Linked DNA regions of Homo sapiens: region 2 is linked to region 1. The links are chromatin contacts, found by Hi-C in ENCODE. All regions are on one chromosome and are shown on one strand. Each heading gives the region's core, a stretch centred on a gene start or an enhancer-like site at or near the end of the contact. The rest is flanking DNA. Distances are from core to core; before and after follow the strand shown.

What was found. A loop is a pair of places that touch in the nucleus more often than their neighbours do. Pooled maps may share reads with other maps.
Region 2: a map of PC-9 shows a loop between it and region 1 (7-fold over the local background). The contact joins the promoter of LINC01733 here to the promoter of ZNF337 in region 1. A Hi-C loop is called at or near these places in 2 of 168 maps with a recorded cell type or tissue (Caco-2 and PC-9) and 2 of 50 pooled maps.

What each region holds. Positions count from the first base shown.
Region 1 is chr20:25,692,725-25,698,104 of GRCh38, reverse strand. ZNF337 (zinc finger protein 337) reads left to right here and starts at 1,252. Exons shown (of 5, transcript NM_015655.4): 1 at 1,252-1,346. LOC107985400 (a long non-coding RNA gene) reads right to left here and starts at 1,064. Exons shown (of 2, transcript XR_007067557.1): 1 at 942-1,064. RefSeq lists an enhancer at 1,739-1,848.
Region 2 is chr20:25,953,792-25,958,843 of GRCh38, reverse strand. LINC01733 (long intergenic non-protein coding RNA 1733) reads right to left here and starts at 3,032. Exons shown (of 4, transcript NR_110003.1): 1 at 2,975-3,032; 2 at 2,634-2,758.

The DNA.
Region 1 (5,380 bases), core at 3-2,502:
AAGCGAAATGAGGCACAGCATGACAAATATCACATGTGCTCACTCATTTGTGGGGCTAAAAACGTGAACTCATGGAGATGGAGAGTAGAATGAGATAGTTAACAGAGGCTGGGAAGGATGGTGGGTAGAGGAGATAAAGAGGGACTTGTTAATCGATACAAAAATACAGTTAGAATGAATAAGATCTAGTAGTTGGTAGCACTATACAGTGACTATAGTTAAGAACAATTTTACTATATATTTAAAAATAAGAGAGAATTGGAAACTTCCTAAAACAAAGAAATGCTAAATGCTTGAGGGGATGGATACCCCAATCACCCTCATTTGACCATTAAACACTGTATGCCTGTATCAAAACATAACATGTACCCTATAAATATGTACAACTAATATTTATCCAGAATAATTAAAAATTTAAAAACCAAAAGAGAAAAAGCAAACAGCAAGTATACCTAGTAAAGGCCTGAAATATAAAGTCTACGTGGTTTGGCAAGCCACAAAAGATATCAGCATATTATACACCCTACATAATGAAAGAATTCTGGCATTGATGCATAATTAGATAAATGGGGGAACAATTAGAAATTGAAATGCAAATGTAAATTGAGTATACTGAATTATGTAGCTGAAACCTTAAATTATTTGGTAAAAGACTATATTTTTAATAAATTTAATGGGAAATTAATAAAATATTAGAAAATTTTAAAAATAATTGTATATTTACAGTGTGTACCTGGAGAAAAATTAAACCATTGAGAGATCTAAATGTGAATGATAAAACCACAAAATCCGTAGGAAAATCAGAGATCAAAAGTACTACATAGCAAAAAAAAGAAACAAAAGAAAAAAAAAAGACATACCCATAATCAAAAGACAGTGGGAAAATTATTTACCTATATCATAGAAATGGGAAAATATGCTTAATGTATGTATAGGGCTACCTAAATAAAAGAAATCGCCGGTTCTGAAAGGATCCCTCCACGTCCAAACGACCATAGGCTCGCCCCACCTGTCAGAGAGGAGTCCTTCCGAGAAGTCCTTCCAAGGATTCCGGGTCGCGCAGTCCCGGGTGGACCGCTATGACCAATATTCTGGGGCGTGTACCTGGACGACTCCCGAGGACTCTGGGGAGTGTAGTCCACCGAGGGGATGCGACGCGCAGGGTCGCATAGCCTCCGGGCCGCGCCGAGGATGCTGGGTAGCGTAGTCCCGGCCGCGCTGAGGATTCTGGGTAGTGTAGTCCCGGGCGGCGCAGAGCGTTCCAGATCCCTGGGCGTCAGCGAGCCGTGAGATGCGTGGTCCACCATCGGTGACCTCACCGCCTCGGTTCGCCCTCAGCCGCCCCGGTGAGCTGCGCTCCTGCGGGTCCCTCTCTGCAGCGCGCCCTTCCGGCGCAGGAAGAAGGGCCGGGAAGGCCTGGGACGTGAGGGCGCTGCTGGGGCCGTAGCGCGCGCTCCTCCAGGCCCGGCGTCTCCGCGTTCTGGGGAGGGGCGGAGACCCAGGCCGCGCCTTGAAGTGGGCGGTGGGGCTGCGGCTTGCCGAGCGCCCCGGGTCTGGGCCGCCACTCAGTCTCCGTTCCCGGTTGCGTGTAGTGGCGGCTCGGGCGGTGAACAGCCCGGATTTCACAGGGGCGCCGAGCAACCCAGGTCCTCTTGTGCCAGGGTCGCCGCTCCTCGGGTGGGGACGGGCCAGCGGCCTAGCGAGCTGCCACGGGGGTCTTTTGGCCGGAGGTGGAGGGGGACTCGGCCACAGCCAGGGTCCACTGGTGGGGTGGGGGTTACAGCCATGAGACGGATGGGCTAGGTCCGACTCGGGTTCCCTCCGACTCTGATGCTCCAGACTTTATTGTGGGAGGCGGGACAGGGGAGGACTTCGCCCGCGTGTTTTGGGGAAGGGCCGCTGCTTTGGGTTGGGAGCACCCCGCCTTGGGACGATCTTCCGCGGATAGGAGTGTAGGCCGGGACCAAATGTCCTCGCACGGGCACGTCTAGACGTGTTTTGGTGGGGGGGGGGGGGGATCTGCGTGGGGCAGCGTCCGCGGGAGGTGAGGTGGCTGTGGGGACCCAGGTGGCCTCTTCCCTGGGGCCTTGCTAATGACGGCAAAATCCGGGTTCTGCCAAAATATATTTAAAAAGGTTTATTCCTAGTCAGTATGAGTGACTGTGGCCCAGGTTATTCAGCCTCAAGAGGTCCTGTGAAAGTGCCCGAGATGGTCAGGCTTGCAGGTTAATTTTATACAATTCAGGGAGACAGGAATTTCAGGTAAAGTCATAAATCAGGCTGAGCAGTGTGGCTCATGCCTGTAGTCCCAGCACTTTGGGAGGCCAGGAGTTCCAGAGCAGCCTGGGCAGCACAGCAAGACCCTGTCTCTACATGAAATTAGAAAAATAAAAAAATTAGCGGGGCGTGGTGTCCCATGCCTGTGGCCTCAGCTACTTGGGAGGCCCAGTCAGTTGAGTCCAGGAGGTGGAGGCTGTAACCAGCTATGTTGGCTGCACTGCACGCTAGCCTGGGTAACACAGCGAGATCCTGCCTCCAAAAAGAAAATCATAAATCAATAAGAGAAAGATATACACGGGTTCCTCCCAAAAAGCTGGTATATCTCCAAAGGGTTTACACCTCATGGGGGCACTTAGGGATTCTTTAGTGGACAGTTGGTTGAGAGACTTAAGCTACTGCCTGAAGACTGGAATCAGAAGCATGCCAGAGTTAAGGGGATTGCGTAGATCAAAGTTCTTATTATGTAGATGAAGCCTCTTAGTTGGCAACTCTCAGAATAGATGGTAAATGTCTGTTTTCAGTTTTTTGGGTTTTTGTGTTTTTGTTTTTGTTTTTAGAGAGAGTCTTGCTCTGTCGCCCAGGCTAGAGTGCAGTGGCGTGATCTCAGCTCACTGCAACCTCCACCTCCCAGGTTTGAGCAGTTCTCCTGCCTCAGCCTCCTGAGTAGCTGGGACTACAGGCGCCCGCCACCACGCCTGGCTAATTTTTGTATTTTTAGTAGAGATGGGGTTTCACCATGTTGCTGAGGCTGGTCTTGACTTCCTGACCTCAGGTGATCCACCCACCTCTACCTCCCAAAGTGCTGGGATTACAGGCGTGAGCCACCGCGCGTCAGGCTGGCTGTCTCTTCCAGACCTAAGAAAGGCTTAGAACAAAGGAGGTCTGGCTACATTAATGGAGATTCGCTGCAGATGCAAATTTTCCCACTAAAGATAGCTTTGCGGGGCTATCCATTTCAATCTGTTGCCCCTGTGGCAGCCACTTCAAAACATGTCAAAGAAGTATATTTTGGGGTAAAATAATTTCCTTCAGCATCTGCTGTCATGTGATGCTGTACCAGAGTCAGGTTGGAAAGTGAGCCTCATTATATAAGAGTAATAAAACTCATCTGATGAGATTTTATGGTTTCTCGGGCAGGATTCCCCAAGCCTCATACATAGGCATTTGGGCAAGGGAAAAAAGGTGAATTTAGTCCTCACCAGGTTGGTAGGGCTTCCTCGGTTATTGGAGTGGGAGTAACAGCAACCATTGGGCCCAGCAGTTTTTTTAAATGTCTCTGGGGCTGTGGACTGACCATCCAAATAACTGATTTTAATCATTTCATTATGGAAAAATTGTCAGCAGAACCCCCAAGTAGAGAGACCCATCAGTCAAGATATACCTCATGACCTTGCAAGCTAATCTAGCTTGACCCAGATCCCCTCCTAATCTGTGCAGATTCATTGAGGAATGTCATAGCCATGCCTACTGGTTAAGACATAGTCCTTTACAGTGAGAGTTGAAACCCAAGCTCTATCACTTTCTTGGCTGTGTTGCTTTGAGAAAGGCATTTAAATGTTTTGTGCCTGTTTCCTCATCTGAAATTGGTGGGTAATAGTCACTTCATAGGACAGTTGTGAAGATTGAATGCAGAAAAATTTGTGCCACGCCTGGAACCGTCCCTGGCATATATTAAATTCTAAAAAAGTGTTAAATATTATAATGAATATCAACACTTCCTTATTCTGGAAGCACCGACAGGATATGCTGTGTTTAGTGTTAGCATCATGTCAGGACAGGGTCTGTTGCGATGCCCACACTCAGGATCTGTTCCCAGGAACCTGCGTAAAGTTTTCTTCTCTGGAAGACTTTGGGTCCTTTTTTTTTAACAAGAAGAGGCTCTACCCTGGGACTGGGAATTTCCAAGGCCACCTTTGAGGATCGCAGAGCTCATTTTAGAGCCATTTTAGTCCCCAGCTCCTCTTCCTCCACTCCCACGTTACCCGTGAGAGGACTGTCTGCAGGGTAAGGGAGGACAGCCCAACCCCAGGTGGGGACTTCTTATGTATTGCCTTCCTGCAGTGCCTTCTCTGCCCTAAACCATGGTGGGTTTCCTTTGCTAATGTCTGACATCTTGTGCCCTACACTGTCCCATCTGAGGCTCAGAACCTCTCAGCCGGTTCTCATGGGGAACGTTCCCCAGATCTGATGCCCTCATTCAGGACACTTCCATCATTGTCCCTACATTTCTTCTCTCAGTGCTTTATTCAGGCTGCTGCATTCGTGGTGCAGACCAGGTCTTGTAAAAAATTATTCAGTCAGCATGTGCTGAGCCATTGTCCTGTCCCAGGGACAGGGCTTTATAGTCATTGCCCTATTCATCTCTTCAACCAATGTGGAAGTTAGGAATTGGAATCCCCATTTCACAGACTAAGAAGTGGCGTGTTAATCAGTTGAAATAATTTTTACGGCTTGGCGTGGTGGCCCATACCTGTAATCCCAGCACTTTGGGAGGCCAAGGCGGGCAGATTACCTGAGGCCAGGAGTTCGAGACCAGCCTGGCCAACATGGTGAAACCTCATCTCTACTAAAAATACAGAAATTAGCCAGGCATGGTGGCTCACGCCTGTAATCCCAACTACTCTGGAGCCTGAAGCAAGATAATCGCTTGAATCCAGGAGATGGAGGTTGCAGTGAGCAGAGAACATGCCACTGCACTACAGCCTGGGGGACAGTGAGACTCTGTCTCAAAAAATAATAATTTTTACTTTATGTAACATATCTGGGATCAAGTGGACTGGGTTGTGGAGCAAGCTGGGATTTTGGGGGTTTCTGTTAAGAATTAGCTTCATTGAGGTATAATTGAGACAATAAAATTATCTCCCATTTTAAGTTCTAGTTGATGAGTTTTGAGAAATGTATATAGTGAAGTCTTGATCATCAAATCAACATATGAACATTTTTCATCTCCCAAAAATGTAGGAGCTGTTTTTTTATCTTAGGAGAATTTTAATGAAATATACGTGGAGGAGCTAAATGTTTCAAGTTTGCCTCATATTCATATCTAATTTATTGGTAACTAATTTAAACCACTTTCTTACGGCTCTCAGTTTCTGTTCCT
Region 2 (5,052 bases), core at 1,783-4,282, 260 kb before region 1:
CATCTCAAAAAAAAAAAAAAGGAATTTATTTCCCAACGTAAATTAATAGAGCCATTAAGGAAAATAACATGGAGATTCATCAGAAATTAAAAATAGAATTACTGTATGTTCCAGCAATCCCACCTATGTGTGTATAGCTAAAGGAATTGAAATCAGCATACTGAAGAGATAACTGCACTACCATATTCACTGCAGCATTATCCATAATAGCTAAGATATGAAAGCAACCTTGGAGGCCAGCATAGGATGAAAGGATAAAGAAAATGTGATATATATATATATATATATATATATATATATATATATATACACACACATACACACATACATACACACACACACATAAAGGAATACTATGCACTCTTCATTTTATTTTATTTTATTTTGAGACATAGTTTCGCTCTTGTTGCCCAGGGTGGAGTGCAATGGAGTGATCATGGCTTACTGCAACCTCCACCTCCCGGGTTCAAGCGATTCTCCTACCTCATCCTCCCTAGCAGCTGGGATTACAGGCATGCACCACGTAGCCTGGCTAATTTTCTACTTTTAGTAGAGACGGGGTTTCTCCATGTTGGTCAGGCTGGTCTAGAACTCCCGACCTCAGGTGATCCACCTGCCTCAGCCTCCCAAAGTGCTAGGATTACAGGCATGAGCCACCATGCCCGATCTTACTATTTACTCTTTTTTTTTTCCTTTGAGATGGAGTTTCCGTCTTTTTGCCCAGGCTGCAGTGCAATGGTGTGATCTCAGCTCACTGCAACCTCCGCCTCCTGGGTTCAAACAATTCTCCTGTCTCAGCCTCCCAAGTAGATGGGATTACAGGTGCCCACCACCACGCCCAACTAATTTTTGTATTTTTAGTAAAGAGGGGGTTTCACAATGTTGCTCAGGCTTGTCTCGAACTTCTGAGCTTGAGTGATCCACCAGTCTCAGCCTCCGAAAGTGCTGGAATTACAGGCATGAGCCACAGCACCCAGCCAAAAACACAGATTAGTGTATTAATAGTCTGAAGTACTGTAAAATACTGCTGAGAGTACAGATCACTAATATCATCATCACAGAGCACAAAACAAGTTCTGGTATTATTAAGAAAATCATAGCTCTGACTAAAACATACATGGAAAACACATTCTATTAGAAATTAAATTATACTAATACTATTGACAATCACTTTTATAGCTGTCACTGTAAACTCAAAGACAAGAAATAACTTCATCACCAGAAAACATAAAACAAGTACTTAGCCTTACTCCTGAGAAGGCTGTAGTTGCCTTTTACTGAACGACACCTCAGTTCTTGGGATAAAGTTTGAAACAGCAACTGGAAGGACAGCTTTAACTTTAAAATGGTTTTATTTTTAGAGTTGTCATGTTATAAAAGCTATTCTCACATAGCTAAGCTGTTGGAAAGAGACCAGGTTTTGTGAAGGTTTTTCATCAGGTATTTCATGTTGTCCTCACTGCAACCTCAAACAATGGCAAATGCTTCGTAAGCCATTGTGATGTTTACTCAGTTACTGAGTTAGCAACTGTAATGCTAACTCAGCTGATAAATTAATAAAATTCTGTTTCTTTAGGCCGGGTGCAGTGGCTCACACCTGTAATCCCAGCATTGTGGGAGGCTGAGTCGGGCGGATCACAAGGTCAGGAGATTGAGACCATCGTGGCTAACACGGTGAAAACCTGTCTTTACTAAAAATCCAAAATATTAGCTGGGTGTGGTGGCACGCATCTGTAATCCCAGCTACTTGGGAGGCTGAGGAAGGAGAATCGCTTGAGCCTGGGAGGCAGAGCTTGCAGTGAGCTGAGATTGCGTGACTGCACTCCAGCCTGGGTGACAGAGAGAGACTCCATCTCAAAATAATAATAATGAATAAATAAATAAAATAAAAAATAAAAAGGTGGAAGAAACTCAGACTTTCAAAAATTAAGGATCCTATTTTTACCTAAGATATTGGCTTTACTCTTCGGTTCCCTTGATTGACTTAGCCAATAATTTTTTTTCTACCTAACTACACAAGAAAAATGAAATGAAGGTGTAGAACTCAAGAATCCCTGTGCATTTCTAAAAGCCAAATTTTACAACCACTGCAATATTACCATTTACTAACATTTTCTTTCTGTCTCAGCCAAAGGTAAGGGGCCTCTAACTGGGACAGGCATGGTGGCTCACGTCTGTAATCCCAGCAATTCGGGAGGCCTAGGTGGGTAGATCACTTGAGGTCAGGAGTTCAAGATGAGCCTGGCCCATATGTTGAAACCGTGTCTCAACTAAAAATACAAAAATTAGCTGGGTATGGTGGTGGGCACCTGTAATCCCAGCTCCTCGGGAGGCTGAGGCAGGGGAATTTCTTGAACACAGGAGGCAGAGGTTGCAGTAAGCCTAGATCTTGCCCCTCTACTCCAGCCTGGGTGACAGAGAAAGACTCCGTCTCAAAAAAAAAAAAAAAAAAGAGAGAGAGAGAGAGGCCTCCAGCTGGATCCAAGTCAGTTAATTACCAGATCAAATCTGATCCTGGACCTAGTTCAGTTTCTGTCCTAACTTTCAAACTGTTTGGATCACAAATTTGTTCAGAGAAACTCAGAGAATTCCAAACACAAATCCATGGAGTTCTGAAATCTGAGAGAACTTACCCATGATCCCCAGCCACTTTGAGAGATCAAGGGACAAAAGTAGGTCCTTGCAGGTACCTTGCTTGTTCACTCAGCACTCCTGGGGATTGTTAAGTCTCTTCTTCAGATCCTACTTCTGACACCATCTGTTAAAAGAAAAACTTCAGCTGAATTAAATTTAAAGAAGTTCAATTCAACAATCAACAATTCATGATAGGGCAGTCCCTGGAATCACAGCAGATTCAGAGAGATTTCAGCACAGCCACGTGGTGAAAGATTTATAGACATAAAAAGGGAAATGAGGTACAGAAATTGGAGGTGAGGTACAGAAACAACTGAATTGGTTACAGCTTAGCATTTGCCTTAGTTGAGCACAGTTTGAACACTCAGTAGTGTAAGAGTGGTTGAAGTATGGTTGCTGGGATTGGCCTACACTCAGCTATTGTTACAGGTGCATACTCCTAAGTTAGGTTTTTCAACCTTGTCTACCTATTAAGTTAGGTTGCAGTTTGTCCACAAAGATTCAAATATAGAAGTATGGAGTCCTTCTCAGGACATATTTAGTGTGTTTCAACACTCTAAAATATATAAAATCAACCTAAACCCCAACCACCTTGGGAACATTTTCTCAGGGTCTCCTGAGGAGGGCTGTGTCATAGGCCATGGTCACTCATATTTCACTCAGAATAAATCTCTTCAAATATTTTACAGAGTTTGACTCTTTTACTCAACACTGTTCAGTAACAAAAGAGAACAAACTATCAAGACACACAGCAACAGACAAATTTCAAAAACTACACTGAGTGAAAGAAGCTAGACCCAAAGATTACATGCGCTATGGTTTCATTTATATGAAGTTCAAGAACTGGCAGAACTAACTTATGGTGATAGAAACCACATCACCAGTTGCCTTATGTTGCAGCAATACTGACTGGAAAGCGGTATGAGAGAAGTTTATGAGGTGAAAGAAATGTTTTGTGTTCAGATTAAGATGTGTGTCACTTGGGTTTATACCTTGAATATGTGTATATTTCACTCTATACATTTAATTCCTCATAAAATAAAATAAAATAAAATAAAACTGAAGAGAAGTAAATAAGAGTACTATGTCTTTATGCTACTCCAAAGAGAAGGTTTGCCTCCAAAAGAGAAGCCCGAGAGCTTTACTTTGAGCTATAACAAAAATAAGGTTTCTGAAGAAAGAGGAGATATCAGACAAAAAGTTGTTTCTCTAGGAATTAAAAAAGAAGCAGAAATAGATAAAGAAAAATTGTTCTTGTGAATTTAGTGCATAGCAAAATATTATTGTTTTTAGGGCTGAGTCTCTTTTCTCCTAAAACCTGGATATGCTGTATTCTTTAAGCCAATTTCAAGAAATAAGTGAAAAATCTCATAGGAAGAAAGAAAGGAAAATCGCTCTTTGAATATACACTAAAACCTGAATGTACAAATGGTACCTATCAGTGTACTAGGGAAAATGCACAATACACTTAAGTTGTTTAATTTGAATAGAATATAATAAAAGAGTAAATTAAAAGCTGTGGATAGTGTATAGATAAACCAAAAGGGATAATTCTGTATGTACCCTGCAACTGTTACCTTCTCTAGGCCTGAAGGGATGAAGGGCAGTATTAGTTATCGAAACTTGGAGACAAAAAGGCCGTGTGGAGATAACCACCTTCAAGACAGTGATCCAGGGCATTGGTGAGAGATAAAAGCATATGGCTTAGAGAAGGAAGTTATAGAAAGAAGATTATTAGTGGAGACAAGACAAGCCAGTGGGGAAGGAAAATGGTGAAAACAAAGAGGAGGGAAGAGGACAATAGTATGTATGATGAGTCCAGTCAGGCACTGGGGACAGGGAAGTGGGTGTGATTTTGTTTTATTTAACAACAAAATAGATAGAGAAATGAAAGGCAATGAAGTGCACATGAATAAGCTGGTTTCTACTGTGGGCAACTAGGGTTCAGTCATGCTGGAGACTGTGAAAGACGTCGAACACACCTTTATAATTGGCCACCTGAGGAATGAAGGAGCCGTGTACATAGTAATTTCCTGATTTTATCTATGGACTAAAGGTTGTGTTAATAGCAAAACCCACAGTTAATTTTGCACCATCCTAATACCTTGAGCCCTTAACTTCCTGGCATTTCTTGTCTGCTAGGAATAATACTCAGAGAATGGCCTCAGGCTGAGAGATGTTGAGATAGAAAGCTCTTTAGAATATAAGAGAAACAACAACTGAAGTTGCAGGTGATTTCCAGAGCAGCCTTTAGAGATAGGAGTGAAGAATGCATAGCTTCTGTTACAGATAGTAATCAAGATACACAAACTCTTCTGTGGACTTCTAAGGTGTGATAACTTCTGAAAGCAAAGAAAAATGGCATAAAAATAAAACAGAATGTGATAAGGAATGACTAGAGGATAGGCTGTAGGAAAG